Regions from separate parts of the Homo sapiens genome. Here regions 2, 3, 4, 5, 6 and 7 are each linked to region 1. A link is a loop called in an ENCODE intact Hi-C map of the cell type or tissue named here. Cell type or tissue: endothelial cell of umbilical vein. All regions are shown on one strand. Links, peaks and the distances in the headings refer to the core of each region. The heading gives the core; the rest is flanking DNA.

Region 1 (4,407 bases), core at 288-4,287:
CTTGTAGTCACAGCCAATTGAGAATCAGAGGTGGGAATTTTGCTTGAGCCTAGGTGTTCAAGGCTGCCCAGAGTTATTATGGTGCCACTGCACTCTATCTTGGGTGAAAGAATGAGAAAGGAGAGGAGAGGAGAGGAGAGGAGACGAGAGGAGACGAGAGGAGACGAGAGGAGAGGAGGGGAAGATCATCACCTAAAATAATTACACCCAGCAAAAAAAAAATCCCTCAAAAAATACAGTTTTATGTAGATATAAATATTGTAATCCCAGAGCAATCATGAAGAAAATATCTCACAATATATATTAAAAGGAAAAACAAGGAAAATAAAATGGAGAACTAAAAAGTGTTTATTTTACGTAAAAGAAGGCAGAAATAGAAATAGGAGAAAATTTAAAATAAACGTGAGATATATATATATATGTATACACACATATGTAAACATTTATAAAATAATACAACTAATCTTAATTTATCAGTAATTTTATTAAATGTAGATTTGTTGAACGTTCCAATCAAAAGATATGTATTGAAAGAAAGAGAAAAAATATCCAATTATATGTTATGTATGAGGACACACTTTATATAAAAGGCACAAGTAAGTTAAACGTTAAAGGGTAGAAATTAATATATAATTCAAATGGTAACCAAAAGACACCTAGAATGGCTTATTAATAACAAAAAATACAATTTGAGAAAAAAATGTTATTAGAGAGAAGGAAAGACATTTTAAGTGATAAAGTGGTCAAAATATTAGGGAGAGACAACAATTACAAACCTATAGGATCTAATAAAGCTTTAAAATGCATGAAGCAATAACTGAGAGAACTGAAGGAAAACATAGATAGCTTAACGGTAATAACTGGAGACTCAAATATCCACCTTTTAATAAGGGGTAGAACAAATAGGCAGAAGACAGAAAAGATAATAAAAGACTGGAATTAAACTGTAAACAATATATGCCTAATAGATATTATATCCATACACCAACAGTTAACAATCGAAAAAAAAAAAGTCATTCCACTCACAATAGTGATGCAGCTTCCATGACTGCAGGAACACCAGAGTCCTTAGTTTTGTGCCATTAGGAGTAATGACACAGACACATGTGGAGTGGTCGTTAAGAAGTAAAAAGTTTAACAGGCAAGAAAGAAGAAAGACAGAAGAAAACAGAGACAGAGGGACAGGGGCTCAGAACAAAGAGGAACCCTGTGTGCAGCGGAAAGGCAGTCCATTATATCCGGAAGCTGGAGAAGGCAGTGTCTGGTTTGCATAGGGCTCAGGGGATTGGTTTGACCGGATGTGTCGTTCACGTAGCCGAAAAAACCTTGCCCTCCCACCCTAGCCTTTAATATGCAAATACAGGTCAACATGATGTTTTGAACACATGGCGTTACGTGGGGGCAGCCATGACACTTGGTACACCAGGTGACAAGGAGAAGATGGTGGGAATCACCATGTTGGGTAGACCCAGTTTCTATTTTCCGGCATTTGCGTATCAAAGTTTGCCGGTCTAGCTCTTTAAGCCAACTTTTTTTTAGTTTCCACCGAGAACGTTTACCCCATCTAGCTGCCTAAAATAATTTCTTAATAACTCCTGTATTATTCCCCCCTCAAAGAGAAGTAGGTCTAATTATTGTTAGGGGGTGTTGGATGACGATTCTTTCTGGCTACTTCCTGCTGAAAAGGGGTGTTGTGTAGGGGGTTCAGCAGTTTGGCCTTCTGAGGTTTATCTAAGGGTTCTCAGAATAATGCTGTGTCCATGTGTGGCTCTGCTCACAGCACCGTTTGGAGTTTGGCTACTTCTAGGTGAAAAGTGATAAATTCGACAAGAAGGTTTAAAATACAGGGTTTGAATACGAGCATTAAGATTACCACCATTAATAGGGGTCCTTTAGACTATAACTGACAGTTATAGTCTAACTGTTAGTTATACCAGTTAGTTATACCTGTTGACACCTGTTAGTTATACCAGTGGATTGCAATACTGGTTTGCCTCCACTAGATGCTGCTGTACATTACCAGAAACGTTAATATGAAAGTAACATTTTTCTTGAGAAACGCATACATTTCCCCTTGGCTTGCCACTAGAGAATAACCTTAGGCTTAGGCCATTTTTATAACTTGTAATATGATTGGGAGAGATACGTTATTGGGTGGCTAAAATAACTTTAGCATTAATTTTGACAATTCCTTTTCTTTAATTATTGAATTGTTTTATGACTTGTATAGACTCTGTTACAACATACTTAAACGTTTTTACTTGTTTTAAATACTCATTCTTTAAACAACCAGTCATTTCTTTTTAGGACAAGTATTTACCATACAAAATTTTTCCTTACATAAAATTTCTTTCTTTACAACATTTTTTTCATAGCTTAGAGTGCATTATACTGCCAAACTTCAGTAAAAAATCTTATTAAACTTAATGATGGTAAAACTTTTATGCTTATTTCTTATCAGTAACTATTACTTCTGCTATAAGCAAAACAATCTGGATTAATTTTTTCTGCAATTATTAATCCTGTTATAAGGATAATAATCAGGCAAAATATTACAGCAATTAGAATTTTATAACGAGAATTTCACATTGTAGGTGCCACAGTGTATAGTTCTATTGCAAATAATAGCGTGACTATAATCATTCCCACAAGAGTGGCGTAGTAAATAATTTTTCTCTAAAACTTTACTTGCCAATATATAACATTTTCCTTTGGGGATTTAAAAAGTTACAAATGTGATCCTATGTATATTTGAAAATCTCCTATAAATATGTGTTAAAAAGAAGTTGTAATATTTGGTGGTGAATTTGAGAGGAAAGGGTAGAAACAATAAAATATTTGGTGAGGTAGGAGTGGGACTGAGTAAGATGGGTAGCCCTTAGTTACTTATTTTTTATGATTTTCAGCTTAAGATCTTCTATTTTTTTACACTGATATTCAAGACGTTCCTCTGGGCTGTCAGAGGTTGCTCCCAAGCTCTTCGGGCTTGACTTGAGGGTGATGTATCCAGGAGTCGATTCCTGTAATTTTTACTGAGGGGGTTGAAAGAAAAACAGTGTAAGGCTCTTCCCAGGTTGGGTTAGGGGAGGAGACAGAGATGAGAGTTTACACTAATACCAAATTTCCTGGGTTAAATACAGGTGGTTTCTGTTGGAAGTGAGCTAGAAAGTTTACATGCTTAACCAATTTAGAGGCTTCCTGCCTGAAAACAATCTCTGAGCACATTGAAGTTTTATCCTTTCCCAAGTGAAAAGCTAGGTGAAGGATTTTAAGGACTTTCCATTGGCTGGAGGCTGGCAAATAGTGTTTGTCATCCTGACTGTAGCCATCCTAAGGGCTTAAAAGAATGCCTTTGACAAGTGGCCTATTTTATTTTTGTAAGGGATACTGAGGTTTAATTTTTCTTACGGAGCCTTCCTAGATTAGAAGGGGCTTGAACTGTACTAACGCTTTGAGGCTTTTTGCCTCTGACTTATCTGCCTGATTAGCTAATCTATTTCCTTCAGCTACCTTATTTGTTTCCTTTTGATGTTCCTTACAACACATCCCTGATATTTCTCATGGAAGAAAAACTGAGGATAATAAACGGTTAATTTCCTGGTGATATTTTATAGGAATTTATGGGTGATAAGAAAATGCCTTTCCCTTTAAATGGCAGCATGAGCACAGAAAATTAGGAAAGCATACTTGGAGTTAGTGTAACTGTTAGCTACCTTTCCCTTGCTTAATTTAAGTGCTTTTTTAAAGAGCAATTAGCCCAGCTAATTGAGTACTTCTGGCTGGGGAGAGATGTTATTTAGAGCGACTACTGCTTATCCCACCTTATGAATGCTTGCTTTACTAACTGTTTGTTAGCTAAGAGTTCCCCCTAGAGGACAGTGATCCTGCCACCTTATGTGGAGTGTAAACAGTTAAATTATGTCCTAGGGCTAATTTGGAGGCTTTTCTGACTAGTAGTGCTATCGTGACTATGGCCTGGAAACATGTGTAAATAATTGCAACTAACGTTGAGAAAAATATTGGATTAGAGTTTTTCCTGAGATGACCCTTACAGTCATGCTATGGGAAGAGGGGAGGCCTGGATTAGAGAGGAGAAAAGAGAGAGACCAGCTTTAGTGTTTAGAAGGAGGTTTACTTTCCTTCCTTTAATTTCCAGAATCACCTGGGGCTTCTGTGCTATAATGGCAGTTTGAGCCACTGGAACTGGGGCTTGAGCCCTGGGACCCATGAGTCCTGCTGAACCACCTGAGAGACTGGTTCTGAACCCAGTGATCTCTGTCTCTGGGGGCAGTTCAGTTTCCAGAGGTCTCCACCACAGGCTGGGCAGGTTTGAGGTGGCTTTGTCTTGCTGCCTGGGCATTCCTTTTTAAAATGCCCTGGTCTGCCACACTGATAGCAACTAGCAAA
Region 2 (4,407 bases), core at 124-4,123, 1.8 Mb before region 1:
AAGATTTAAAAATAGCAGGGCGGCTTAGCAACTCTCCAGGCTAAGCTGAGTGTGTAGTTGAGATACAGGTTGTTAAGCAAACTTTCACTGATACCCTCAGGGAAGAAATTGTGAAATAAGGCAACTGAGCAGGGATTTTTCAAAAAGAGTAAGATAAATTTCACAATATCTGGAGAATTTAGTTCTCATAAAATTGAAAAAAATTTAAAATCTCAAGTTGAATGGAAAAAGAGATACAGCTCAAAGGACAAGACTATTTCACTGAAAAAAGAATGATGTACCTTGTAACATAACTTAAATAAATTCTGAGTATCTTTAGGACTCTTAAAATATTTTTTCATTTTCTTTTCCTTTTATTCTTCAGTTGTTATAAGATGTGTGTTTTAAGTATGACCTTAGCTTTGTTAGTTGCTTTGAGCTCTTTACAAAGAAAAGAACATTGCTGAAAAGAGCCATGAATAAATAAGAAGTCAGTATAGATTTGCAAATATTTTCTAAAGGTCTAAGGGTCACTGAAGTATTGGAAAATGGGAAAAGGGAGCAGATTAAAAAAAAAGCATCAACAAAAAGTGAAAACTTTAAGAGAGGATACACAGAGAAGCAGAAAACTTAATTAAATTAAAGTTTACTGAAAGGGTCAAGATGTTATAAGAACCGCATCAACTAGAAAGACCTTTGAGAGAGAAAGAGGCATACCAATAAATAAAAAGCAGAGTTGTGATAAGACTTTAAATGGATAAGGCTGTGAACTTACTGTTCTCTGAACAGGCTGACTTTCAAAGCCTAGGCAAGGTCTTTACTATTACAAAGTCATGAGGACCTTCTTAAAAAGCCTTGAATATTGTATTCAGTTTGAGGCATTTCACTGCCAGGAAAATGAAGGCAAACAGAGATGGGAATTCAGAGTTTAAAACACACACACACACACACACACACACACACACACACACACACACACACCAAAAATATTTCAGGGTCTATGGAGAATTGACTTTTCAAGAGAAAGTATGAATAAAAAGAATAAATAATAGCTTCACTTGCAAAGTCTAAAGAGAGGAAGGTTATCACCTTCCTGTTGTATGCGCCTAAAATTTGACAGTGTGAAATTACGAGGTAACAGATATTCTCATTTAAATCCTGTGAACTTATTTAGTCAATGGTTTGACTCTACCTTTCACTTTAGGTTACAGACATTTATTTATCAATATTTGTTTTTTACATAGGACATTTATAAACCCATACACATGTACATATACACATCCATATAGCCAATAAGTGTCCAATCTTCCTTCCCTTTCCCTGCATTTTCTTTTATTGATGACCTCTGAGTCTACTGTACATTTGTAGCTTCCCTATAAATTTCTCTAAAGAGATGTAAGGACCACACATTTGATTGGCTGAACTTGAGCTTGCCCATCTCAGCTCCAGCTAAAGTGAGCTGTTGTTATTATTCATAGGGGTGTCCAATACAATTGCTTTAAAGGTTCACTTTTGCTCACAGGGGATTATTGAGTGGGGCAGGGTGGGGAGTGAGATATTGCTAGTCATTACAATACTAAGGGAATTCTATATATGCTATCATTTTACTTTAGCTGTGAGAAAGATGAGAAAGTAAAAGAAACTTGAGATCCACTGAAATAAATTATTTAACACAAATGAACAGGTAAGAGGCTCAAAAGATGTGGATTAAATATCGTTGCTGCAGAAATATTACTGTTTTCTCCCATTTCTACCTATTACTTTGTCATTCTCTTCCCTACACGAAATCCAAGTCTTTTACATCATAGGTGCACCAAATAAAAAGGTATTCAATAGACAAATGCTAGTGGTTTTACAGATAGAGTGGTCTAGGGAGGATAGGGTGTTGAGTTTTGAAATGGGAGGATGTTTTTAACCTTATTTAAAATCCTTTCTGGCTGTGTAAGCCATAGATCATGGTGTGCTATGCTTGGGTATCTATGTATGTTCCATCAATGAGAGCGCTGGGCTGAGAAGTTAAGCAAATGTTGTTTTGTGCTGCCAGCTGGGCTTCAAAATATGGCAGTCCCTGTGTTTATTGCCGACTAGTATTTTTCAAGAAAATATAAAAATTGTCATCTTCTCTGTCAGCATGAGACCTCTGAATCATTAAGACTCACCAGCACAGACTGTAACAAAAAGATGTTTTCCTTTGCTATGGATTTAACCATTTTATGGGTAGGTGTTTTCAAAAAACTCTGCATTTAATGCAATAAAGATGACATTTAATGCACAACAGGTATTAGTGGAAGTTATCACAACTAAATCAAGGTGAGATGAATCGTGGAAAGTGGCAGTCACAGTTTGATAACTGGAATTAAACGCAGAAATCCAAGTTAGAGAAGGCAGTAACAGCTCCTACTGACCAGCAGGGGTCACCCAATAACCAGAAAACAGATATGAGGCTTGTCGGTTCTCAGCACTGAAACGCAGGGGAAACACTCCGGTGCGAGGTCTCAGGCTGCCCTGCGGAGACACACACAGAACTCACTCATAATCCTAACTCAAAACCAAAACACAGCAATTCACTTCCCAGAAATGATGTTCTTCACTGGGTAAAGGGAGAAAACCTCAGGGCCAACTCTGGAGCTCTGCTACATGTATGGGAGTGAAGAATAATGGACTCAGTTGGGAGTGGAGGTTGTACCCGATGACATAAATAGAGGAAAGTGGAAGATACCTAAGGGGGAGAAACTCCCTGTTGAGTTCAGATGCTCTTGATCTAACTTCAGAGACCCAGAACAGAGAGGCCAGCCTCCAGTCAGGCTTCCTTTGCCGTCTTCAAGTACAGAACATTAAAACCTGTTCCTGGCCCCTTATATTTCAAACATTTTTGTAAAATGCATTTTTAAAACATCAGAAAAGTTCAGATTACCAGGTTTTCCCCACAATGATTCTTCCATTCTTCTTACAGCTACTCTGTGCTTCCTTTTCTCTTCAATGTCTGCTATAAAGAAACGTGTGCCCTATCGATTCTTTGTCTTTGGATTCCTGAATACATTCCCTGAAAGGACCTTCAGAGGGAAGGATCAGTAATAAAAGTAGCAGCTAACATTCTTGAGAGAGGATGGTGTCATGCTCTGCCCTAAGCTATCAGTGAACACGTGTATGTCTGATAACTTTCAAAAGGGCCTTATGATGTCGACACCTTTTTTTTTTGAGACGGAGTTTTGCTCTCGTTGCCCAGGCTGGAGTGCAGTGGTGAGAACTTGGCTCACTGCAACCTCCACCTCCCGGGTTCAAGCAATTCTCCTGCCTCAGCCTCCTAAGTAGCTGGGATTACAGGCGCCCGCCACCACGCCTGGCTAATTTTTTGTATTTTTAGTAGAGACAGGGTTTCACCGTGTTGGCCAGGAAGGTCTCGAATTCCTGACCTCAGGTGATCCACCTGCCTTGGCCTCCCAAAGTGCTAGGATTCAGGTGTGAGCCACAGTGCTTGGCCGACGTTGACACCATTTCAAGGATGGCGAAATGGAGGTTCACAGGCTGATGCAAATTCCTAATTCCCCTGCTGTTTGACTGTAAATCTCAGGTCAAAGAGGACAAAGAAACATTAAAATTCAACCATTTCGACTACCTGCCTGATGCTCGAATACTTTCTATGGCATCTCTGTTAGCTGGTCATATGTTGTTATAGTTATACATTGCTGAGATGGGGACTCATAAGTCTTCTTCATTTGAACAGCTCTGGCTGTAAGAGGGCTCTGCCTTATAGTCAGATGGAAGAAAGCATCTAATAACTAGTCTTTTTACTGACTGGAGCATATTCTCCTCCTACTGGGTCAATGCAAGAAGACTGATTTCCCTTCAGGGTAGTCCTTCATACATTTGAAGGGAGTTACTCTGAATCTCTCAGGTTTTCTCTTTATTAAATGCACTAAGATCCCCCAGAGATCTTTATTATATTGTTTAAGTATGATATCATTTTCAATCTTTCCTACATCTGAATGAATTACATTGGTTCATGTTCTTCTGAACATGTGGTTCCCAGAGCAGGGTGAGGCTAGTGTGCCGAGGGGTCTGTCATCTCTTTTTTTCAAGATATTATGCTTTGATTGATGCCTGTTTTCTAAGAAACACACAAATTTCTTATTTTGTTTCTACTTGTGTATTTTCTTCTCATTTCCCAGAAATGATATTTTTTTTTGCTGGGTTCTTAGATAAAAAATGCACAACTATATAATGAAAATTAATTTAGTGACAGCTAACAAAAGGCAAAGACATTTTTGTAAACATTAGTTTCAGTGGTAGATAATGGCAGGATTCAACCTCTCAAAACATTAATTGACTTTCCTTATAACATCATGTGCCAATGGTGCTTTACAAATCATGGTGAACACATTTTGCTGGGTTGAAATGATAGTCATTTTTGTGTTCATCCCTAGTTTA
Region 3 (4,407 bases), core at 209-4,208, 310 kb after region 1:
GCTTTGGAATTGTATTCCTATATATATATATAAAAGTGTTTTCTTAAGGAGAAACTGCAGTTTTCAGTTTTATCAATAGATGGCACTACTATTTACCATATGTTTTGCTAAAATATAACAATATTTGCTGAAATATATTAATTGATAACTAATATAATTTATTTAATTAACTCATATAATTAATTTATTAATTTTTATTCCTAAAAATTTGCTTTCAATAAACAATTTACTATTTCCTTGACATAGTAATGTATCACCTGTAAATATTCACTTTCAAAATGATACTTATAATCTTTAATCTTTTATTAATACATGATAATTACTGTTAAATGCATTTTTATTATTTATAAACTTTTAGATACTTCCAAAGACATAATTATTATTATTATTTAATGCCTTCTAACTCAGAGTAGCATTTGTAGGGGAGATGCCTATTGCGGGTGTCAGGAGTGGTGTTATCACTAGGTGTTCTGCTTGCATACTATTTGTTTTTATTCTAAAATTCACTGGTGTTAAATCAAAAAATGAGCTGGAGGAAACTTCCAATTCAATAGCATAAATTATCTATAATAGTGATAGAACACTGATAGTCACAAATGATATATTTTCTATTGATAATATTTTATAAAACTATATGATGCACAAAATTATATGTATTTTGTTATAAAACACACTCCCAAATCACTATCATAGAAGCCACAGTACAGGGAACCTTCTACTTATCCTCTGGCAAAGTTTACTTAAAATGATTTGTGTTAGCTGAAAATGTGGGGCCGAAAGCAAAGAATTCATAAGTGCCTCTCAGACCTCCGTATTAACAGAAAACTAATCAAAGCCCTCCAATCTATACAGATTTCTGGGATTCATTTGACATATCTTGCCTATCATCATCATCATCATCATCATATTTATTATAATTAGCCATAAGAACATCTTTTTGCATTTGATTAATATGAAATGTTTGACTGGCATTAAATTCTTAGAAGTAGGTTTGCTTAGTAAATGTCAAGTAAATGGAAATCCACATAAACTTAATGTAATCTCAATAAATATATTGAAATAAATACATATATATGTTTTTGAGGGAAAAAATGCTAGTTGCATTAACACATTTTTCTCTCTGATCCTCATATATAATTATTTATCTTACACAAGTGGCAGTCTTGATTATTAAAAGAAAATTTAAGCAGGCCAGAAATGAAATCTTGGTACCTTTTCAGGCTGTTTTCCTTTTGCAATATGCAAAAGCTTGCTGTTTGCCCGCCACTTAAATGTCAAAAATCCCATGTGGGTCAGAAAAATATCTTTGCTATGGCATGAAAACACTTAATTGTTAACCTATTCTGTTATAAGATTAGCCTGAGTGCTGATTTCCTTCTTGTGAACGTAGTATAACTTGAGACACACACACACACACACACACACACACACACACACACACATATATATGATATTTTCTTTATCTCTTCATTGGTTGATGGACACTTAGATTGGTTCCATATCTTTGCAATTGTGAATTGTGTTATGGTGAACATATGTGTGCAGATGTCTTTTTTATATGATGACCTGTTTTTCTTTGGGTATATATGTAGGAGTAGGATTGCTGGGTTGAATGATAGATCTACATTTAGTTCTTTGAGAAATCGCCACAGTTTTCCATAGAGGTTGTACTAATGTACATTCCTACCAACAGTGTATAAGTGTTCACTTTTCACTGCATTTGTGCCAACATCTATTGTTTTTTTCTTTTTTTTTGGACTATATATATATATATATATATATATATATATATATACACACACACACACACACACCGTGGAATGCTCCTCAGCCATTAAAAAAAAACACACATAATAATGTCTTTTGCAGCAATTTGGATGGAACTGTAAGCAATTATCCTAAGTGAAGTAACTCAGAAATGGAAAACAAATACCACATGTTTTTACTTATAAGTGGAAGCTAAGCATAGTATTCTATGGTGTATATGTACCGCATTTTCTTTATCCAATACACAGTTGATGGGCACCTAGATTGATTCCACATCTTTACTATTGTGAATAGTGCTGTAATGAACATAGGGCTGCATATATCGTTTGAAAAAACAATTTATTTTCTCTTGGGTATATGCCCAGTAATGGAATCTCTGGATTGAATGGTAGTTCAAGTTTTAGTTTTTTGAGAAATCGCCAAACTGTTCTCCACAGTGGCTGTACTAATTGACATTCCCACCAGCAGTTCGTAAGTATTCCTGTCTCTGCAGCCTTGCCAGCATCTGTTGTTTTTAGACTTTTTAACAAAGGCCATTCTAACTGGTGTGAGATGGTATCTCATTGTGGTTTTGATTTGCATTTCCCTGATGATTAGTGATGACTAACATATTTTCGTATCTCATGGAGGGAAGGAGGGAGTAGCAAAAATCAAGGAAATGAATTATAATAATTACTCATAAGTATAAGAAAAGCGTTAAAAGGTATTAATCTGGAGAACTCATAAAAGCCTAGGTATAGCATGTGAAAATGTATTCTATATTTTCCCAGTGCACCAGAGGCAGCAAATTATTTTCTGAATTACTATTACGTATGATGCTCTGTTTTACTGTTAATTTCTAAAACATTCTTCCCATTTGGTCAAGTTTAAAAATGACACAGATGTCAATGAATGAAATCAAATTTACTATGTATTACATGATACAATAAAGTATGCTAAATAACATAAAGACTAATTAGATAATTCCAGTCATAACTTGTGATCACTGCCCGAACCATCTGAAGCTATTGTTTTGAACTTTAGAAATGTCATTGTACTATTTTAAATTGAACTACAATTTAAACATAATATGGAAGAAATAATCATAAATTACACACAATAAAGATCTGAGAAAGCATCTAGCAGTAAAACAACACAGAGAAAGAGATTAGATAAATTCATTAATTTAAATAAAATAAAATTTATTTTTAAAACATATGGATTAACAAGTACACATGCAAATTGCAAAAGGTGCTTAAAATCTAATTAAGCTATCTTGAGAGTGCCCTCATGTTAAATCTTTAAGATCAAATAAGCCTCATTATCACATTAACCTTCTTTCCACTCTCTTGTTATACAAGTGTCATTACATTAATTAGTCATTATACTGTTTTTTAAGTGCTGGCCACCTCATGAGCATTTTGTAACATTACCCAGTACTTGTATACATAGAAGTAATCTATGATATATCACTCCTAGTCCAGTAAACCATATCATGCTAATTTAAATATCTATGTGTAGATATAACCAGATTATAATTTTATGAAGAAAACAACTTTGTAATATCAAAAACAAGATGCAGTACATTCAATTACCTATGTAAAAGAATTCTAGCTGAATGAATTTAAGTCTAAGTCAATCATAGGTGAATAAAAAATAATAGTATCTGAGAATGAGTCACCTATCTGAGATTTGCTCCTATAAACAAGAGAATCTACACGTCTTTGATTCATGTAGAGGACTGTTTCTCCCTTCAACCCTTAAAATGATGTTCTGTTTTATTGCTAACTTAATTTCTAAAACGATCTTCCCATTTGGTCAAAGTAGGAAGAGGAAAGAATCATTGGCTTGGTGTGTTTTTAGAAAGATTGAGCACATGGAACTCATCCTTTCTCATGTGTTGGATCTGCCTGAAAAGAGGATGCATTCTATTCTGCTCTCTTGGCAATACGAGATCAGCAGTGTTGGCTCTGTCTCCGTGTGCTGAAGTCTAGGGTTGCCCAGCGACGCCCATGACTTGGCAAATTTTGGAGTCCATATTTGCCATATATCTCAACCACCTTCTCTAGGCAGCTTTACCCACAATGCAGGTAATATTTTGTCCTTTATGTCAATCACTATTGCATCTTTCTCTTAATTGGTTCTGAAGACAAGGATCAGGAGGAAGAAGAGAGTGGTGTTCTTTACCGATCTCCTATATGTGCAACATCTGATGCTTTGAGAACGCTCTAGAAACTTACAAAGAATAAAGTGCAGTTGACACAGTAACACCAGGAAGAATCAAAGCTTTTGAAATAGCTTCAGCGGGTAACTTAGCCCTGATGGTATATGCCTTAGAGCTGATCTTCTTTACAGTAGGGAAGTTAGCTTTTATATGCTGCAGCCTCCGCAGGTGGCTTTGGGTCTTAAGCTTTACTAAATATGGCATAATTTAATGTTATCCTATTGGGTAAGTTTTCCCCATAAATGAATAGCTGTGTTTATGCAGGCAGAGTTATGTCTAACAAATATACACATTAGGAAGCAGGTCACCCTATGTAGGAGCTGTCATTATTCAGCTTTGAATTACACAGATCAAGTTTGGCCTGGTTTAAAAATCAAGGCTAAGGCAGAGATAAGTTATTTTATGTATCAGTAAATGGCTTTTGCTATGTTTCTTAA
Region 4 (4,407 bases), core at 182-4,181, 1.2 Mb after region 1:
AAAATTTTGATCACTTAGTCCCTTCTGTGTAGATGACACAAACAAAGCTCTCTTAAGTGAGAATTTATTTTCATAAGCCAAGCTTACAGCGCAACACAGCACATTTATTTTCCTTTTAATGTTGAAGATGAGATAGAGTTAGTGAGGTATTTACGAAAGAGTTGATTGAAAAGAAATTTATGAGAACACAACTGACATTTTCTCATTTTTGACTTACCTTTTCTGACATCTTATGGGAACTGTGACTGAACCTGTCAAGAAGAAATTAACGAGGACTCAGGGGATAATTTCTTAATGTACAATTAGTGAGCAGTTTTCTTTTATGGCTCCTTTACAAGTAGGATAATACAGAAAATCATCTACAAAGGAAACTCTATTCTCCTGTTTATGATTAATTTTGACGTTGTTAGCAAATGTTTTCTTGTGACCATACTGACCTTACAAATTTGTGTATGAAAACCATGAAGAAAATATTTTTAAAGGGGTTATTCTAAAGTCATTAGTGGCTGAATGACACAATATTTTATAAAATTTTTCATGTTAAATCGAGATGTAAAGATAAATTACTACAGTATATATTTCATTGAAAATTGTATAGAGTAAATTTATATAAACAGAAATTAATAGTTGTTATACCTGTATATTTTGTCATACTCCTTATGTAGTTGTTCAAATTTACTACCTTTGTGATGCATATGTGCATTAAATATTTACAAACAATATTTTAGTTTACTGAATTGTTCATTATTATTGTGTTGTACTGACTAATGTATATTTAGAATTTTTTAAAATTATAGGAATTACTGTTGATTGTGGAAGCCACAACTTTATTCTAATCCATGTAAGTGTTTTCAAAGCTAATGCATCATTGTTTTGAATACATGGCCCAATAATTGCTTAGTACATGATGAGTCTATTGAACTTCGTATATTCTTCCAAAAAATGGAATCTGATGTCCTATAGAAACAGACTCAGTCAAAATAAGGAGATTGAGAGGGTCTTTGAAGCTGTATTCACACATGAGGGAATGAAATACTGCCTGTGATCTTAAAATGACAGCAAAAAAGAAAAAGACATACAAAATGGAAGAAAAAAGAAGACAACTAAAAAACACCCATATTTAGAAAGAGGCAATGAAGAAAAGATATTCCCAAAATATATTGGTATATCCTATAGCATTTTGTGAATCCTAGAGGGTAAGGATTTGTTAGGTGAGTAAAAGGACCAAAGAATGTCCTTGGAATCAGCTTAGGAACTCAGTTCTTTGGAAATGGACTGTTTCTTGGCACCTGCTTGTGCGTTCTATTCTTCATTTGTTCATTCAGTAATCAGGTATTTAGCATCTTCTGTATTCTGAAAACTGTTCTAGGCATTGAGTATTTTTCAGTGAACAAAATTAGACAAACATCTGCCTTCACTGAGCTTTCAGTTTATCCTGGTGTCTTTGATGCTGCAAGAGTTTTACTTGTCAGGTATGATTAAATGTTACACTAAGAAAAGTAATGAAGAAGAATTTCCGCAAGGGTGTAAGAGTAGAGACATTATCATCACAACAATCTACTTCTGACTGGTACTTGAAGATTCACTTCCAAATTGGTTAGCTACATGAATTGCAATATTTTGTTTTATTATTTTGGAATTTCTGATAACGCAGCTCCTTTGGTAAACTGCTTATCGATTCAGTTTGGGGTCTCTCTTGGTGTATGTCATCTTCAATCAGACTGCTTCCCAAATCACCAAATCTGATACATTTTTCTGGGTTTCTGTTGCCCATTATTTTTCTCCTGGTAAAAGCATTAATCTCAGCACAGAAGAGTAATGGCTTTCAGTATTGGAGATGTAACTTTCCTTATATAATCTTGAAAAGTTACTTTGTCCATGGTACATAAGAATTCCAACCTCAAAGTGGAGGAATCTTCACATTGGGGAAATAGAGAGAGATCCATTGCAGACATTTTGAAAAGACCTGGAGGTATATGTTCCCCTGTTGTCCAAGCCTACTCCTATGTCCCCATTTTCCTTGCCTAAGGACAAGGCCAGAAAGAGGCCAGCAAATTCCCTATTCTTTAATTTATAATTTTTTAGTTGAGATTAGAACTGTATCCCCTGAAACTAGACGTATAGGTAAACATCTCTACAGCTAAATGACTGAGACCTCTTATTGCAAAATAATACCAAATGACATGGACTGAATGTTTGTGTCCCTCCAAAATTTATATGTTGAAGCCTAATCCCTAATGCAATGGTGTTTGGAGATGGGAGCTTTGAGAAGTGATTAGGTCAGGGCCCTAATGAATGGGATTAGTGCCTTTTGAAGAAGAGACACAGAGAGCTTACGTCATCAATGGGATCAGTACATTTAAAAGAAGAGACATGTGTCTCTATCTCCTTCAGTTCTGCTCTGATCTTAGTTATTTCTTGCCTTCTGCTAGCTTTTGAATGTGTTTGCTCTTGCTTCTCTAGTTCTTTTAATTGTGATGTTAGGGTGTCAATTTTAGATCTTTCCTGCTTTCTCTTGTGGGCATTTAGTGCTATAAATTTCCCTCTACACTCTGCTTTGAATGTGTCCCAGAGATTCTTGTATGTTGTGTCTTTGCTCTCATTGGTTTCAAAGAACATCTTTATTTCTGCCTTCATTTCCTTATGTACCCAGTAGTCATTCAGGAGCAGGTTGTTCAGTTTCCATGTAGTTGAGCAGTTTTGAGTGAGTTTCTTAATCCTGAGTTCTAGTTTGATTTCACTGTGGTCTGAGAGACAGTTTGTTATAATTTCTGTTTTTTACATTTGCTGAGGAGTGCTTTACTTCCAACTATGTGGTCAATTTTGGAATAAGTGTGCTGTGGTGCTGAGAAGAATGTATATTCTGTTGATTTGGGGTGGAGAGTTCTGTAGATGTCTATTAGGTCTGCTTGGTGCAGAGCTGAGTTCAATTCCTGGATATCCTTGGTAACTTTCTGTCTTGTTGATCTGTCTAATGTTGACAGTGGGGTGTTAAAGTCTCCCATTATTATTGTGTGAGTGTCTAAGTCTCTTTCTAGGTCTCTAAGGACTTGCTTTATGAATCTGGGTGCTCCTGTATTGGGTGCATATATATTTAGGATAGTTACCTCTTCTTGTTGAATTGATCCTTTTACCATTACATAATGGCCTTCTTTGTCTCTTTTGATTTTTGTTGGTTTAAAGTCTGTTTTATCAGAGACTAAGATTGCAACCCCTGCCTTTTTTGTTTTCCATTTACTTGGTAGATCTTCCTCCATCCCTTTATTTATTTATTTTTTTTTTTAAATTTTTTTTTTTTATTATACTCTAAGTTTTAGGGTACATGTGCACATTGTGCAGGTTAGTTACATATGTATACATGTGCCATGCTGGTGCGCTGCACCCACTAACGTGTCATCTAGCATTAGGTATATCTCCCAATGCTATCCCTCCCCCCTCCCCCGACCCCACCACAGTCCCCAGAGTGTGATATTCCCCTTCCTGTGTCCATGTGATCTCATTGTTCAATTCCCACCTATGAGTGAGAATATGCGGTGTTTGGTTTTTTGTTCTTGCGATAGTTTACTGAGAATGATGGTTTCCAATTTCATCCATGTCCCTACAAAGGACATGAACTCATCATTTTTTATGGCTGCATAGTATTCCATGGTGTATATGTGCCACATTTGCTTAATCCAGTCTATCATTGTTGGACATTTGGGTTGGTTCCAAGTCTTTGCTATTGTGAATAGTGCCGCAATAAACATACGTGTGCATGTGTCTTTATAGCAGCATGATTTATAGTCCTTTGGGTATATACCCAGTAATGGGATGGCTGGGTCAAATGGTATTTCTAGTTCTAGATCCCTGAGGAATCGCCACACTGACTTCCACAATGGTTGAACTAGTTTACAGTCCCGGGCGAAGGACATGAACAGACACTTCTCAAAAGAAGACATTTATGCAGCCAAAAAACACATGAAGAAATGCTCATCATCACTGGCCATCAGAGAAATGCAAATCAAAACCACTATGAGATATCATCTCACACCAGTTAGAATGGCAATCATTAAAAAGTCAGGAAACAACAGGTGCTGGAGAGGATGTGGAGAAATAGGAACACTTTTACCATCCCTTTATTTTAAGCCTATGTGTGTCTCTGCATGTGAGATGGGTCTCCTGAATACAGCACACTGATGGGTCTTGACTCTTTATCCAATTTGCCAGTCTGTGTCTTTTAATTGGAGCATTTAGCCCATTTACATTTAAGGTTAATATTGTTATGTGTGAATTTGATCCTGTCATTATGATGTTAGCTGGTTACGTTGCTCGTTAGTTGATGCAGTTTCTTCCTAGCCTCAATGGTCTTTACAATTTGGCATGGTTTTGCAGTGGCTGGTACCGGTTGTTCCTTTCCATGTTTAGTGC
Region 5 (4,407 bases), core at 215-4,214, 160 kb after region 1:
GAAAGGACTTGCTATTCAATATACAGTGCTGGGATAACTGCTAGCCATCTGCAGAAGATTGAAGCTGGATCCCTAACTTTCACTGTATGCAAAAATTAATTCAAAATGGATCAAAGATTTAAATGTAAGGCCTCAAATTATTAAAATCCTGGACAACAACCTAACTCTTCTCAACATTGGCCTTGACAAAGAATTTTTTACTAAGTCCCCAAAGGCAATTGCGATAAAAACAAAAACGAACAATGGGACCTTTTTAAGCTAAAGAGCTTCTGCACAGCAAAATAAACTATCAACAGAACAAATAGACAACCTACAGAATGGGAGAAGATAACTCAACCTATGCATCTGACAAAGGCTTAATATTCAGAATCTATAGGGAACTTAAATCAATAGGAAAAAAATTAAAAAATGGGCAAAGGACATGAATAGACACTTCTCAAAAAAAAAAAAAAAAAAAAAAAAAAAAATAAAGACACACAAGTGGCCAAGAAGCATATGAAAAAAAATGTTCAGCATCATTAATCATCACAGAAATGCAAATCAAAACCACAATGAGATATCATCTAAGACCAGTCAGAATGGCCATTATTAAAAAGCCAAAAAACAACAGATGCTGGCAAGGTTGTGGAGAAAAAGGCATGCTTATACACTTTTTATGGGAATGTAAATTAGTCCAGCCACTGTGGAAAGCAGTATGGCAATTTCTCAAAACACTTAAAACAGAGCTACCGTTTTATCCAGCAATCCCATTACTGAGCATATACTCAAAAGAAAATAAATCAATCATACCAAAAAGACATGAACTCATATGTTTATTACTGTGCTATTTATAATAGCAAAGACATGAAAGCTACCCAGGTGTTCATCAATGATAGATTGGATAAATTAAACGTGGTAAATACGAACCATGGAATACTACATAGACATAAAATACAATGAAATCATGTCCTTTGCAGCAACATAGATGTAGCTGGAGGCCATAATCCTAAACAAATTAATCCAGAAACAGAAAACCAAATACCTCATGTTCTCACCTGTAAGCGGTAGCTAAGCATTTCATGTGGACGTAAATACAGGAGCAATAGGCACTGATGAACACTAAAAGGTGGAGGGCGGGAGAGTGGGTTAGCAAAACTACCTACTGGGTACCATGCTAGCTACAGGTGACAGGATCCCATTCTCCAAACCTCAGTGTCACTCCATATTCCCAAGTAAAATATCTGCTGCAGATATGCCCCTTGTATCTAAAATAAAACGTTGAAATAAAAATAAATAAAATGTTTAATTTTGTTAGGTGAATTTCACTTCAATATAAAAAATTAAAGTAAATAATTTAATTTTAAATATTAATTAATGATTAAGCTAAAAGTAATTCATAGTGAAAACAAGTAGAAATCAATGTTTAATTCTAACTCAAGATAACACTGATGATGTAGAATCCTGTCTCTGTCTTGTGGCACATTTGAATAGTAGTTTTACCACATCTTCAATCCACTCTTAATTTTAATTAACAGATTGAAAAACCATAATCATCTGTAGAAGACCATAATAGTCATTAGGAGTAGAAATAAAACGAGACAAAATATTATTCATACATTTAGATCATTCACCTGAAATAAGTTAAAATAAATTAAAATGTGTGCCATTAGAGATCTTCTGAGTCTACCAGCGTCAGAGGGTCATGTCTCTAGAATCTTTGGTGTAATTTTAGTATTGAGTTCAAAGGGGCCATTTATTTAACATTAGAATATCAGTCTGGTGTCCTGAATCTTTTTATCCTTAGCAATTCACATAGGAAAATCAATGTAGGTCCAACCTAGATGAATGTATTTATCATTTAAGCCCATTAAAAACAACAAATCAGCAATCCCAAAAGCAAATTAACTGGCAGTTCATTTCCTTCTGCATTTGGAAAAAAAATTAACAGACATTATTTTCTTTTTAAAACAATGATATGAATTCTAATGTCAAAAGAGAATATTCTGATTCAGGTTTCTAATGATTCTTTGTATGGTGAAAAACACATGTTCTGGAGTTAGGTCTGGCTTTGAGTCCTGGTCTCCTATGTCTTAGTTTGTGACATATTGAATAAGTGACTTTATCTGAACTTTACTGCTTTTCTTTGTTTCTTTCTTAATAATGTTTCTTTGACTCCTTTCTACTAATGCATAACCAGTGAAAATTAGGGAAAGGTATGTTTGAAATCTGATATATTGTAGGTGCTTAGTAAATTATACCTATTATCATTAAGAATAATGGTACGATGTCAAGAAAATACATTAAAATTACAAAAATACAAATATCACTCACCAGCTTATTCTTTTCAAAACTTTATATCATTTCACTGAGAAAATAAGATACATAAATATATTTAAGAGTTACAATATACAATGCTGCCCACCCCCAGCTTGGGCCAGCATTGTTTGTCTCTTCACTTTTTTTTGGTTTTCTTTTTTTGAGCTGGAGCTTCACTCTGTCGCCCAGGCTGGAGTGCAATGATGCAATCTCTGCTCACTGCAACCTCTGCCTCCCGGGTTCAAGTGATTCTCTTGCCTCAGCTTCCTGAGTGGCTTGGGTTACAGGCACCCACCATCATGCCTGGATAATTTTTGTAGATTTGTAGAGATGGTGTTTCACCATGTTGGCCAGGCTGGTCTCGAACTCCTAACCTCAGGTGATCCACCCGCATCAACCTCCCAAAGTGCTGGGATTTCAGGCGTGAGTCACCACGCTCGGCCGTCTCTTCACTTTTGAGCCCCACTTAGCTGCTTTGGCTTTAAAATAATTTCTCATCTTTTACCTACTCAAAAAGAGATATGTTGTATTATAGGGGATACATATATATATAGAGAGAGAGAGAGAGAAAGAGAGAGAAAGAGAGAGAGAGAGAACATATATATATATGGGAGATATATATATGTATGATATATATACACATATATATCATACATATAGGGGATATATATATGATATATATACACATATATATATCATACATATAGGGGATATATATATATATATATATATATATATCATTTCAAAGCACCAGCTGCTATTTGACATTGTTCTTTAATTTATGTCTACAACGGGTAAGTGAGTGATGATAGCCTGCGCAGATCATTTCTTTATTCACAGCACTCAGATTTTTTAAAATGCCATATGGAGAAATATTTCAGCATAGTCAATACATAAGACAATGTTTACTCTAATTCCACATCTTTATTCGTTGATGAGCTTTTTGAGGCCAATTCATCAACCTATATAGATGGAATGGCAAGTGTTTTCCCTAAAGCACAATGATCTACTGCAACACATAATTTTGTCGTTATTATCCCAAGAGAAAAATTAAAAAGCTCCATGTGATAGAAGGGTCACCAAATGCTGTTCTTTTTCTCTGATGAGTATGAAAGGTTAAATGTATTGTCAGATTGCCATGGCTCATCAGAATAAACAATTCAGTTTAGACAACTGACAGAGCCAATGACCTTTCATTCAACTTCTTTAATTTATTTGTGCCATTAACAACTTTAAAATAGTCATAATATATCTTTCACAAGCTTTTTCTGTTTGTTGTGTTTATGTCTATGCAAGATTTTCTTTCCCTACTATTTGGCTATTTTATTTTAAATATGAATAAAATCATTACTTGCTCTGTCATCATGAGAGCTTCAGATACATACAATGTGTTAATCCACCAGCACATTTTTCTGAATTAATTTCTGTAAGTTTAAAAAATACTCTGCATGGGCCAGGCGTGGTGGCTCACACCTGTGATCCCAGCACTTTGGGAGGCCCAGGTGGGGGGATCACAAGATCAGGAGATGGAGACCATCCTGGCTAACATGGTAAAACCCCATCTCTACAAAAAATAACAAAAAATTAGCCGGGTGTGGTGGCGGGCGCCTGTAGTCCCAGCTACTCGGGAGGCTGAGGGAGGAGAATGGCATGAACCCGGGAGGTGGAGCTTGCAGTAAGCCAAGATCATGCCACCACACTCCAGCCTGGGTGACAGAGCGAGACTCCATCTCAAAAAAAAAAAAAAAAAGAAAGATTCTTCATGAAACCATTACCCATTATTGATGCAATTTCTACTCTGTGTAAATAAATTGACTATATTCTAAAAGAAGCTCATCTCTACCTATCTCTTTTCTATTAATCTTTACATATAGCTCACATTTAATACAATGTTTATTATTAAAAGTGTCTTGGGTTTTTATTTAGAAGACTGGTGATATTTATATTAATTTGTCTATGGTAAAACTGGGTTTATGTCATTAGTTTATATGTTATTTAGTTTAAAGTCACATATGCAGTATGCTATACTAAAATCTCTGCATTCAACAGTCTCTTTTTATGTTGCTTATTTAACAAGCAGAAATAACGCTATTTTATGCTTCAACAGTAGCC
Region 6 (4,407 bases), core at 140-4,139, 1.8 Mb after region 1:
CTTTAAATACCCCAGAAATCCCATTATATAGGCTCACACAGAAGTCTGAACAAGGAACAAAAGTTGGGGAACACAGGTAGTTGGTTTTCAACTTGTTATAAGAAAGAACTTTCTAGTAACATCAAAACCAAATTAATGATAAGAACTATCATTTAATGCATGCTACTATGTGCCTATTACATTCTGTATATAATTTCATTAAATCTTCATAATGACCCTTTGTAAATTGCCTCACATCACCCCTGAAATCCAAAGCCAGACAGTCTGATGCTGGAAGCACTGTTTTGGTAACCATGTCATACTCTCTATACCTCTAATAAATACGATTAGTCAGCAGTAGGACCAGATGCTTCATGAAACTGTATTATTAAATGTCACTCAAGTTAATCAATCAGTTCTCTATACCTGCCATGTACAAAGGATATAATACATTTCAACTGATTAAATTATTTGTCCTTAAAAACAAATGGATTTAAAAGTATCTGTTAATATTTTATTCCGTAACAATCTTTATTTTGTGTAGTATTAAATTGACTTTTTTTAATTTAGTGTGATTGTTCCCATTTTTAAAAATAATTTATTAGAGAAAAAAACATTCATCCTTTAAATTAACAAATACAGTATGATACTATGCAATGTATTTTTAACCATGGAAATAGATTATAAATATACTTTGAGAGAGAAAATTCAGATTGAGAATTGTGTAACCTATTTTCCTATAAAATAAAAACTGTTAAATGTTATATCTAGAAGAATACCATTAGCATGAATTTGTTGCTTTCTCAATAAATTGGTATGACCTGAATGTCAGAATATATTACGTAGCATTCACTGTACTCTATCCTGTAATTAAGAATGGAAATCAGTATGCGCTTTAATGGACCATCTGTAAACATGAGATCAAAGAGAACCAATAAAAGTAAAACTAAGATCTCAGGAAAAGCCTCAGATTCTCAAGGCTGCCGTGAAGTGTGCGACTCACTATTCCATCGAGGATCCTTAGCCTTTGGCTTTTCGTGAAGAGCACCAAGGAAATGCTGAAAAATCTAAAAAGTGTTGTGGATCAAATGAAAAAGGACTTGTGGGAAATGGAGAGATAAGTGATGAGGCTGCTTCTCCATCTAAAATCTTAGCATATGATTTTCCATTTTTTTATTTTAAAAAATGTATTTGCCACTTAGATAATCAAAAATATGTTCCTTTAAGGCAGTCTAGATTTTTGCTGAGCTATCATGAGTAACTGAGTAATTGTTAAAAGTAGACACACACTAAGTGGACAAGAAATTTTAGACATTTTATCCATCCTCCATAACACAAATGTACAGTATAATACACTATGTTATTTAGATAAGATAATGCTTATTGGCTTCTTTCTTCCCATAAAGTTATATAAGAAAAAAAGCCCTTTTTTTTGGCTCATTAGGAGCACTCTCCAAGTAAATCAAAGAATTCAGTTCTGAGAGCCATTCTTCTGCCATGCTCTCACTGATTGCTGGCAGTGCTAGGTCATGTCAAGATTCAGGAATAAGCTCACAATGCCTGTTTCTGGGGCAGCCACAGAATTTAACCTGCCAGGTTATAGGCAGGATTCCCCGAATTCAAAGCCTTAAAATGGAAGGATGACCAGGATTTAAAGATCGTGTTTGTGGGTGTAAAAGCTAAAGAAAATATTCTTTACCAACTCTATCCCTTTTTTATCTTTTTTATATTAAAAGATATAATTTATACCCCATAAGTGCAAAAATTATAGCATTTAATCCTGATATTTATTTACGGGTTAATAGTATATATTATATACTACCTATAGTAAGATACACATTATAAATGTTAAATGTACATTTTAGAAGACTGTAATAAAGATGAATAATAAATACCCTTTAATTTTAATTGTTAATGCTATAATGCATTTCCTTTCACTAACATTCATTATGTTACTACTATGTTTAATGACAGTAATGTGATTAAATATACTTCCTTATATTTTAAATATGTATTTAATATTTTGTGATGCAGAGATACACAAGTCAGTTTCTAAGGTTAGCTTACATAAATATTGGGTTGAAATGACTGAAAATGTATTTCAAAAGATTCACATCCAGAAGGAGGCGGAGCATGGCCAAATGAAACCCTCCTGTGATCCTCCCCCTACAGGAACACCAAATTGATCAACTATCTGTGCAACAAAGCACCCTTATAAGAACCAAAATACAGGTGAGCAATGACAGCACCTGGTTTTAAGGGCATATTAAGGAAAGAGGCACCACAGAAGGTGAGAAAGACAGTCTTACATTGCCTACACCACCCTTCTCCCATCTCCTGGAAGCACAGCACAGACAGAACATATGTGTACTTGGGGGATGGTGAGTAATTGTGGGACTCTGCATTGGAACTGACTGCTACCTTGTCACAGTGGAGAGCAACACAAGGCAGAATTCTACTGATGCCCACAGAGGAAGCATTTAGACCATTTCTGGGCCAGAGAGGAATCCTCCACCCCAGCAGTAGGAACCAGATTTCCAGTTAGCTCCACCAATTGACTAAAGTGACCTAGGGCCTAGAATAAATTTGAAAGGCAGTCGAGCCACAAGAAAACTGGGGGCAAGTCCTGGTGCTGCAGTGGGACCACAGCCAGTGGACTTGGAGCGAACGTGACCCAGTGAGATGTCAGCTCTAGTGGCCATGGGAGTGCTTGTGTCACCCATCCTCCAACCGTAGGCAGCCCAGCACAGAGAAAGCGACCCCTTCTGTTTGGGGGAAAGTGAGGGAAGAGAATGAGAAACTTTGCCTAGTAATCTAGGGAGTTCTCTTGGATCTTACACAGGCCCACCAAAGCTGTACCTCTACCAGGCTACAGAAATTACAGCGTTACTGGGCTTGGAGTGCCCCCTAGTGCAATTATGGCTACAGTGACCAATGACTTAAATCACAATACTCAATTTTTTTTTTTTTTTTTTTTTTTTTTTTTTTTTTTTGGAGACGGAGTTTCGCTCTTGTTGCCCAGGCTGAAGTGCAATGGCGCGACCTCGGCCCACCACAACCTCCGCCTCCGGAGTTCAAGCGATTCTCCTGCCTCAGCCTCCCGAGTAGCTGGGACTACAGGCATGCGCCACCACACCTGGCTAATTTTGTATTTTTATTAGAGACGGGGTGTCTCCATGTTGGTCAGGCTGGTCTCAAACTCCCGACCTCAGGTGATCCGCCCTCCTCGGCCTCCCAAAGTGCTGCGATTACAGGCGTGCGTAAGCCACCGCGCAAGGCCCACAATACTCAATTATTTGAATACCTAGAAATCCTTCTCAAGAAGGACAGGCACAAACAAGTCCAGACTGTTAATATTAGAATACCTGACTCTTTAATGTCCAGAAATTGATGAATATCTACAAGTATCAAGAACATCCAGGAAAATATGACTTCACCAAATGAACTAAATAAAGAATCAGCCACCAGTCCTGGAGTGGCAGAGATGTGTGACCTTTCCGGCAGAGAATTCAACATGGCTGTTTTGAGGAAGTTCAATGAACTTCAAGATAACACACAGAGAGGGAAATCAGAATACTACCAAAGAAATTTGACAAAGAGGTTGAAATATTGTAATAAAAATCAAGCAGAAATTCTAAGGCTGAAAAATTCAATTGACAAACTGAAAAATGCAACAGAGTCTCTCGACAGCAGAGTTGATAAAGCAGAAGAAAGAATAAGTGAGCTTGAAGACAGGCTATTTGAAAATATACAGGCAGAGAAAAAAAGTAAAAAGAATAAGAAAGAATAAAGCACACCTATAAAATTTAGAAAATGGCTTCAAAGGGGTGAATATAAGAGTTATTGGCCTTAAAGAGGAGGTAGAGAGAGAGAGATTGGGACAGAAAGTTTCTTCAAAGAAATAAAAGAAATCTTCCAAACCTAGAGAATGATATCAGCATTCAGGTACAAAAAGGTCATAGAACACCAAAGTCTTATTTAACTCAAATAATTTAATAACCAACCTCCCAAAAATCAAGGATACAGCAGGGATTCTAAAAGTGGTAAAAGAAAAAAAAATAATAACACACAAAGGAGCTCTGATATGTCTGGCAACAGGCTTCTCAGTGGAAACTTTATAGGCCGTGAAGGACTGGGATGACATATTCAAAGTGCTGAAGGAAAAATAACTTTAATTCTAGAATATTATATCCAGCAAAAAATATCCTTCAAACCTAAAAGAGAAATAAAGACTTTCCCAGGCAAACAAAAGCTGAGAGATTTCATCAACACCAGAACTGTCCTACAAAAAATGCTGAAGGAAGTTCTTCAATCTGAAAGAAAAGGATGTTAACAAACACTAAGAAATCATTTGAATGTATAAAACTCATTAATAATGGTAAGTACACAGAATACTCTAACACTGTAATTGCAGTGTGTAAACCACTG
Region 7 (4,407 bases), core at 252-4,251, 700 kb after region 1:
CATCTGCTTGGAGATGGGGGCCCTTCAGGATTCTAAACAATCATGCCAGAAAATACTTGGCCATTATTATTATTATTGATGTTATTATTATTATTACTACTTGATATGGTTTGGCTGTGTCCCCACCCAAATCTCATCTTGAATTGTAGCTCCCGTAATTCCCACATGTTGTGGAAGGGACCCAGTGGGAGGTAATTGAATCACGGCGCCAGTGTTTTCCGTGCTGTTCTCATGACAGCGAATAAGTCTCATGACATCTGATGGTTTTATAAAGGGGAGTTCCTCTGCACATGCTCTCTTGCCTGCTGCCATATAAGATGTGCCTTTGCTCTTCCTTCATCTTCCACCATGATTGTGAGGCCTCCCCAGCCATGTGGAACTTTGAGTCCATTAAACCTCTTTTTCTTGATAAATTACCCAGTCTTGGGTATGTCTTTATTAGCGTGTAAGAACAGACTAATACACTACTACTACTGCTTCTATTTTAACTCATTTCTCTTAACCCTATTCTCTGGTGAATTTCTCCTCCTTCAAGTATTCCACCAGGATTAAAAGCAGTCAGAAATCTCTTCTCTACTAAAAAATGTTTGTCTCTTTGAGATTTTAGTTCATTAAGGTGATTTACATCCCCAAACCTCTGCTGGGTTTTCTTAACAATGATATAGTCACTTCTCTGTCTTTTTATCATTATTAGAGTAAAAAGTACTATTATTTGCAACGTTCTACATCTTAGAAGCAGAAGTATGTAATGCTTGATACTACATGTGTACTAACTAATCCTGAACTAAAGAGATAGCTTTGAAATTAACCTAGTTATTAATATTTAAATTATTTGAGAAATTACACATATTATACATAATTGTATAACTAAATTTTAAATGTCAAATATCACAATGTATTAAGATCTATTACTTTTGACTAAAAAGCTTTGTATGATAGTTTGCTGCAAAATTGTTGAAATGTACTTTGAGATTTTAAAGTTACCTACTTTGTACATATGAATTTCCATATATTATTATATCATTATATGAACAAATTTTTGTATGAATATCTTAGCATAATTCTCAAGTATATAGATAAAAATAGCTTCACATTTTACGAGAAAGATTTAGATGTACTATAAACAAATTCATTGATTCCTTAACTCACTTGAAATATTCTTCTAGGTATTGTGTCTTTACTCAGTGATGGTAATGAAAATATAAGTATCTTGATATAATATGATTAAAAATAATCTCTGAAAGAAGAAAGCTTTCCAGAAATATAACTTGACAAATAAATAAGGGAGTTTAAGGGTTATAAGAAGTCAAATAATGGATCTTTCTTTAAAATGTGACACCATCTGTCTCACCAGCTTTGATCAGACTATCAGCTGCTCTCTTCTCTCTCTTTTTGATAGAAAAAACTTTTGACACTTGTCAGCCACAATCGATAGCTCTATTTTTTACCTTATTGGAAAAATATGCCTCAAGGGAACTAGGGATGAAAAGTGAGAGAGAAGATAAAAATCAGGACAGGGGAAATAAAGAAGGTGGAATATGATGCAGTGGTTTTCAGGTAATCATTATAGACTAATTTGAGTTCAGCAGAAAATAGTTTAACTCATCATATAATAGTAGGAAAAATAATACTGCATGGTACCTTTAGCCAAAGCTTCAAAATATGTCTGAAATTTCTAGTTAAGCTTTAATTTAGGTATCAGATAGCTTGTTAAAAAGTGTAAGAAATCATGTCTTATTTGGATTCATAAAATTGTTATGTAGTGAAGGCACGCCACCTGGCTTTGAAAATAAACATGGTTAGTGTTTTACCTTAATATTTAAATTCAATACATTAATTAAATGCATTTTTAATTTAACAAATAGATAAAGGATGCCAAAGCATGGTGCTAGACTGGAGAATAAAATAATGATTCGGGTATTAATTGAGACCTTTTAATTTCTATCTGGCCAGGTAAGTGAAATCTCACCATTAATTGCTTCTGAAATTATCATTATGTAACTCAACTTTAGTCATTATAGTCATAACTTTAAGAAATATCATTTTATTCTTAAAAACATAAAATTTATCATTACAAACATTCAGAAGTTACAAAAATATGATGGGTGTGTAGAGAACTAAGCATACATTAAATTATATGATCATTTACTACTGGCTCAAGGCTTGGTTCCTTATCTTCATGAAGACAAGACACAATTCTTAGAAATGTTTTAGACATTTATGTTCCTGAAGGCCCTGAAGATAGATGGCTGGATCAAAGGATTATTTTAGTTCTTTTTCTCCCCTTAGCAGTTATCTCAGGCAATCTAAGTAGGTCCTTCAGAGCATATTTTTAAAATATGTCTGTTTGCTCTCTGTATTATAAGATTTGTATTCTGCAATATACTATACAAGTCTGTGAATTCAAGTCACATACACAACTTCAAGAATAGTACTGAATGTTTGCTTAACTTTACAATTAGCCCATGTAAAACTTAGTAAGACTAGATAACTATAAAATATTATAAATATTATAAAACTTTTAAATGTATACTTTTAATTTTAATCACATATTCCATTAAGTTGTAATGAGTTATGGTTAAATAACCTGGAAAAAAATACTATAAAATATAGGACAACTTGCTTTATGCGCAAGATATTTGTTTCATGCATATAGAAGATACATAATAGAGATTGCTACTTTATAGGTTGTATGCAACCAAATATAAACTCATTTCACTGATTAGTCACACATTTCATAGAATTTGCATACTTCTTTTAAGTAGATAAGCTATCTTTGCCTTGGTAAAGGCAAATAATCATTTTATATTATTTTAAATAAGATTACACAATTTTAGTTAGCCATAGAATTAGCAAGCACATATTTTTTTCAATGAGAACAAATATTTTAAACCCAGAGGGAACAAAAAGCACAAAATAGCTTCAGTTTGTGTATCTCAGACCCTGCAATTATCCCACGGAGAATTTTCTTTTCAATGACTTTCAAATGTTTCTGTATAATTATAAGTTAGATAACTTGGTAAATTCTGGTAACAGCTTCCAAAAAATGCATTTAAATTTGAAATTGGTTTTGCCAAAGAGTAATTTATATCCATTGTGTAAAGACACAAATGCAAATGAAACAATTTTTGATTGACTACACAACATAATATACTGAGATATTATATGCTAAATGGACCACAGAATAAGCATTCATTATTCAACAAAGTATTATGTGTTAGAGGATAATGTTGCCAAATATTGCAATATACTACAAAATCCAGCTATTATTATAGATAAACCCTAGAATAACATTTAAAACAAAAAAATGAAGATGTATCCAATTTTTTAAAGGATTTAAATCACTAAGGGACAGATCCACAATATACATTAATAATTAGAGTGTCATCTCAAATTCTGAAAAGTGAAAAACAAGTGGCATTTTTCTTAATGTTAGCAAATAACTTTTTCAAATGAGAGTAAAGATATTCACACCCTATGAATCAAAATACATGTAAAGCTATTAAAATGTTTTTAAGAGGCCATTTCAAAATTTCCACAAAAAATTATGGACAAAAATGCCTCCAGTATTTTGCTATATATAATTAGCACAGATAATTTTATGAACTAGTTGGAAATTAGTGCCTGTAGATGTTTATTTCTCTTCATCCCTTCAGACCACCCATTGCATATCGGGATATACCTGTAAAGTATGTGTGCATGTGTGTATGTTTGTAAAATATATCTTTACATTCTAAGTATGTATGTCTGTATGTATGTATTTACATGTGTATATATCCATCTATCACCTATCTGTCTATCATCTATCATCATGCTACACTTGGTTTCATATTCCAGTAAGGCAAGTTTGTCCTTTGTTCCTTCCTTCTTTTATCACATTTTTATTCACCTATACCAAACACATTGCATGCATCTGTCAGAACCAAAATCACTAAACACAGAACATTAAAATGTGTTTCAAATGTCTTTAGCAAATTAAAAATAAATAATCATATAATGAACTAAATTGAAGATGGTCATAATAAATTCAGATAATGTGAAAAATAATGTGGAATTTAAGACCAGATACTAAATGGGAAAACAAGCAAAATTCAATGATAAAAGTTGTAATATACAATAAAGTAATAATGACAACATGTTTCTGCATTGAAAAACACAGTAAAATGCATGAGGGAAATTTACTGAGAAATGCAAACATTTAAAACAATAAATTGTACCCGCAGATTTTACTCTTATAAGACTTTTGTGCCATGTTGATATAAAAATGACTTAAGTTATATAATTTATGAGAAAAATTATGAAATGTATAATTTTCTATAGGTAATATTTATTTCTATACTTGTATAGATAGAGACAGAGTAACTGAGGGAAAAACAATGTCCCCTACAGATAATGGACATCCTTCTT

What was found. Hi-C counts contacts between places; a loop is a spot of excess contacts. Peaks named below come from ENCODE experiments on the same cell type or tissue, not always from the same donor. Only the 100,000 strongest peaks of a DNase experiment are listed, where the experiment ranks them.
Region 2: it touches region 1 in a loop (8-fold over the local background); 7 of 110 quality-filtered maps call a loop at or near these places.
Region 3: a loop joins it to region 1, with 3 times the contacts of the local background. A loop is called at or near these places in 5 of 110 quality-filtered maps.
Region 4: a loop joins it to region 1, with 5 times the contacts of the local background. A loop is called at or near these places in 6 of 110 quality-filtered maps.
Region 5: a loop joins it to region 1, with 2.2 times the contacts of the local background. A loop is called at or near these places in 4 of 110 quality-filtered maps.
Region 6: it touches region 1 in a loop (16-fold over the local background); 2 of 110 quality-filtered maps call a loop at or near these places.
Region 7: it touches region 1 in a loop (9-fold over the local background); 10 of 110 quality-filtered maps call a loop at or near these places.

Annotation. Positions count from the first base shown.
Region 1 is chr4:161,250,736-161,255,142 of GRCh38, forward strand. LOC105377515 (a long non-coding RNA gene) reads right to left here and starts at 1,467. Exons shown (of 3, transcript XR_939409.1): 1 at 1,027-1,467. RefSeq lists a silencer at 2,010-2,059. In endothelial cell of umbilical vein, for the core only: a CTCF peak has its summit at 1,995; a DNase peak (open chromatin) is centred at 2,026.
Region 2 is chr4:159,485,002-159,489,408 of GRCh38, forward strand. No RefSeq gene overlaps it. Among named protein-coding and RNA genes, the nearest start is that of LINC02233, 290 kb to the right of the region's middle. RefSeq lists a silencer at 2,452-2,531. In endothelial cell of umbilical vein, for the core only: a CTCF peak has its summit at 2,380 (motif pointing right); a DNase peak (open chromatin) is centred at 2,410; H3K27me3 peaks cover 869 bases.
Region 3 is chr4:161,564,342-161,568,748 of GRCh38, forward strand. All of the region lies in intron 8 of FSTL5 (follistatin like 5), which reads right to left. Among named protein-coding and RNA genes, the nearest start is that of FSTL5-AS1, 460 kb to the right of the region's middle. In endothelial cell of umbilical vein, for the core only: no CTCF peak of the experiment used is centred there; a DNase peak (open chromatin) is centred at 2,310; H3K27ac peaks cover 1,963 bases.
Region 4 is chr4:162,463,232-162,467,638 of GRCh38, forward strand. No RefSeq gene overlaps it. Among named protein-coding and RNA genes, the nearest start is that of FSTL5, 300 kb to the left of the region's middle. In endothelial cell of umbilical vein, for the core only: no CTCF peak of the experiment used is centred there; no DNase peak of the experiment used is centred there.
Region 5 is chr4:161,412,817-161,417,223 of GRCh38, forward strand. All of the region lies in intron 15 of FSTL5 (follistatin like 5), which reads right to left. Among named protein-coding and RNA genes, the nearest start is that of FSTL5-AS1, 610 kb to the right of the region's middle. In endothelial cell of umbilical vein, for the core only: no CTCF peak of the experiment used is centred there; no DNase peak of the experiment used is centred there.
Region 6 is chr4:163,035,458-163,039,864 of GRCh38, forward strand. No RefSeq gene overlaps it. Among named protein-coding and RNA genes, the nearest start is that of MIR4454, 56 kb to the right of the region's middle. In endothelial cell of umbilical vein, for the core only: no CTCF peak of the experiment used is centred there; no DNase peak of the experiment used is centred there.
Region 7 is chr4:161,950,831-161,955,237 of GRCh38, forward strand. All of the region lies in intron 3 of FSTL5 (follistatin like 5), which reads right to left. Among named protein-coding and RNA genes, the nearest start is that of FSTL5-AS1, 70 kb to the right of the region's middle. In endothelial cell of umbilical vein, for the core only: no CTCF peak of the experiment used is centred there; a DNase peak (open chromatin) is centred at 1,771.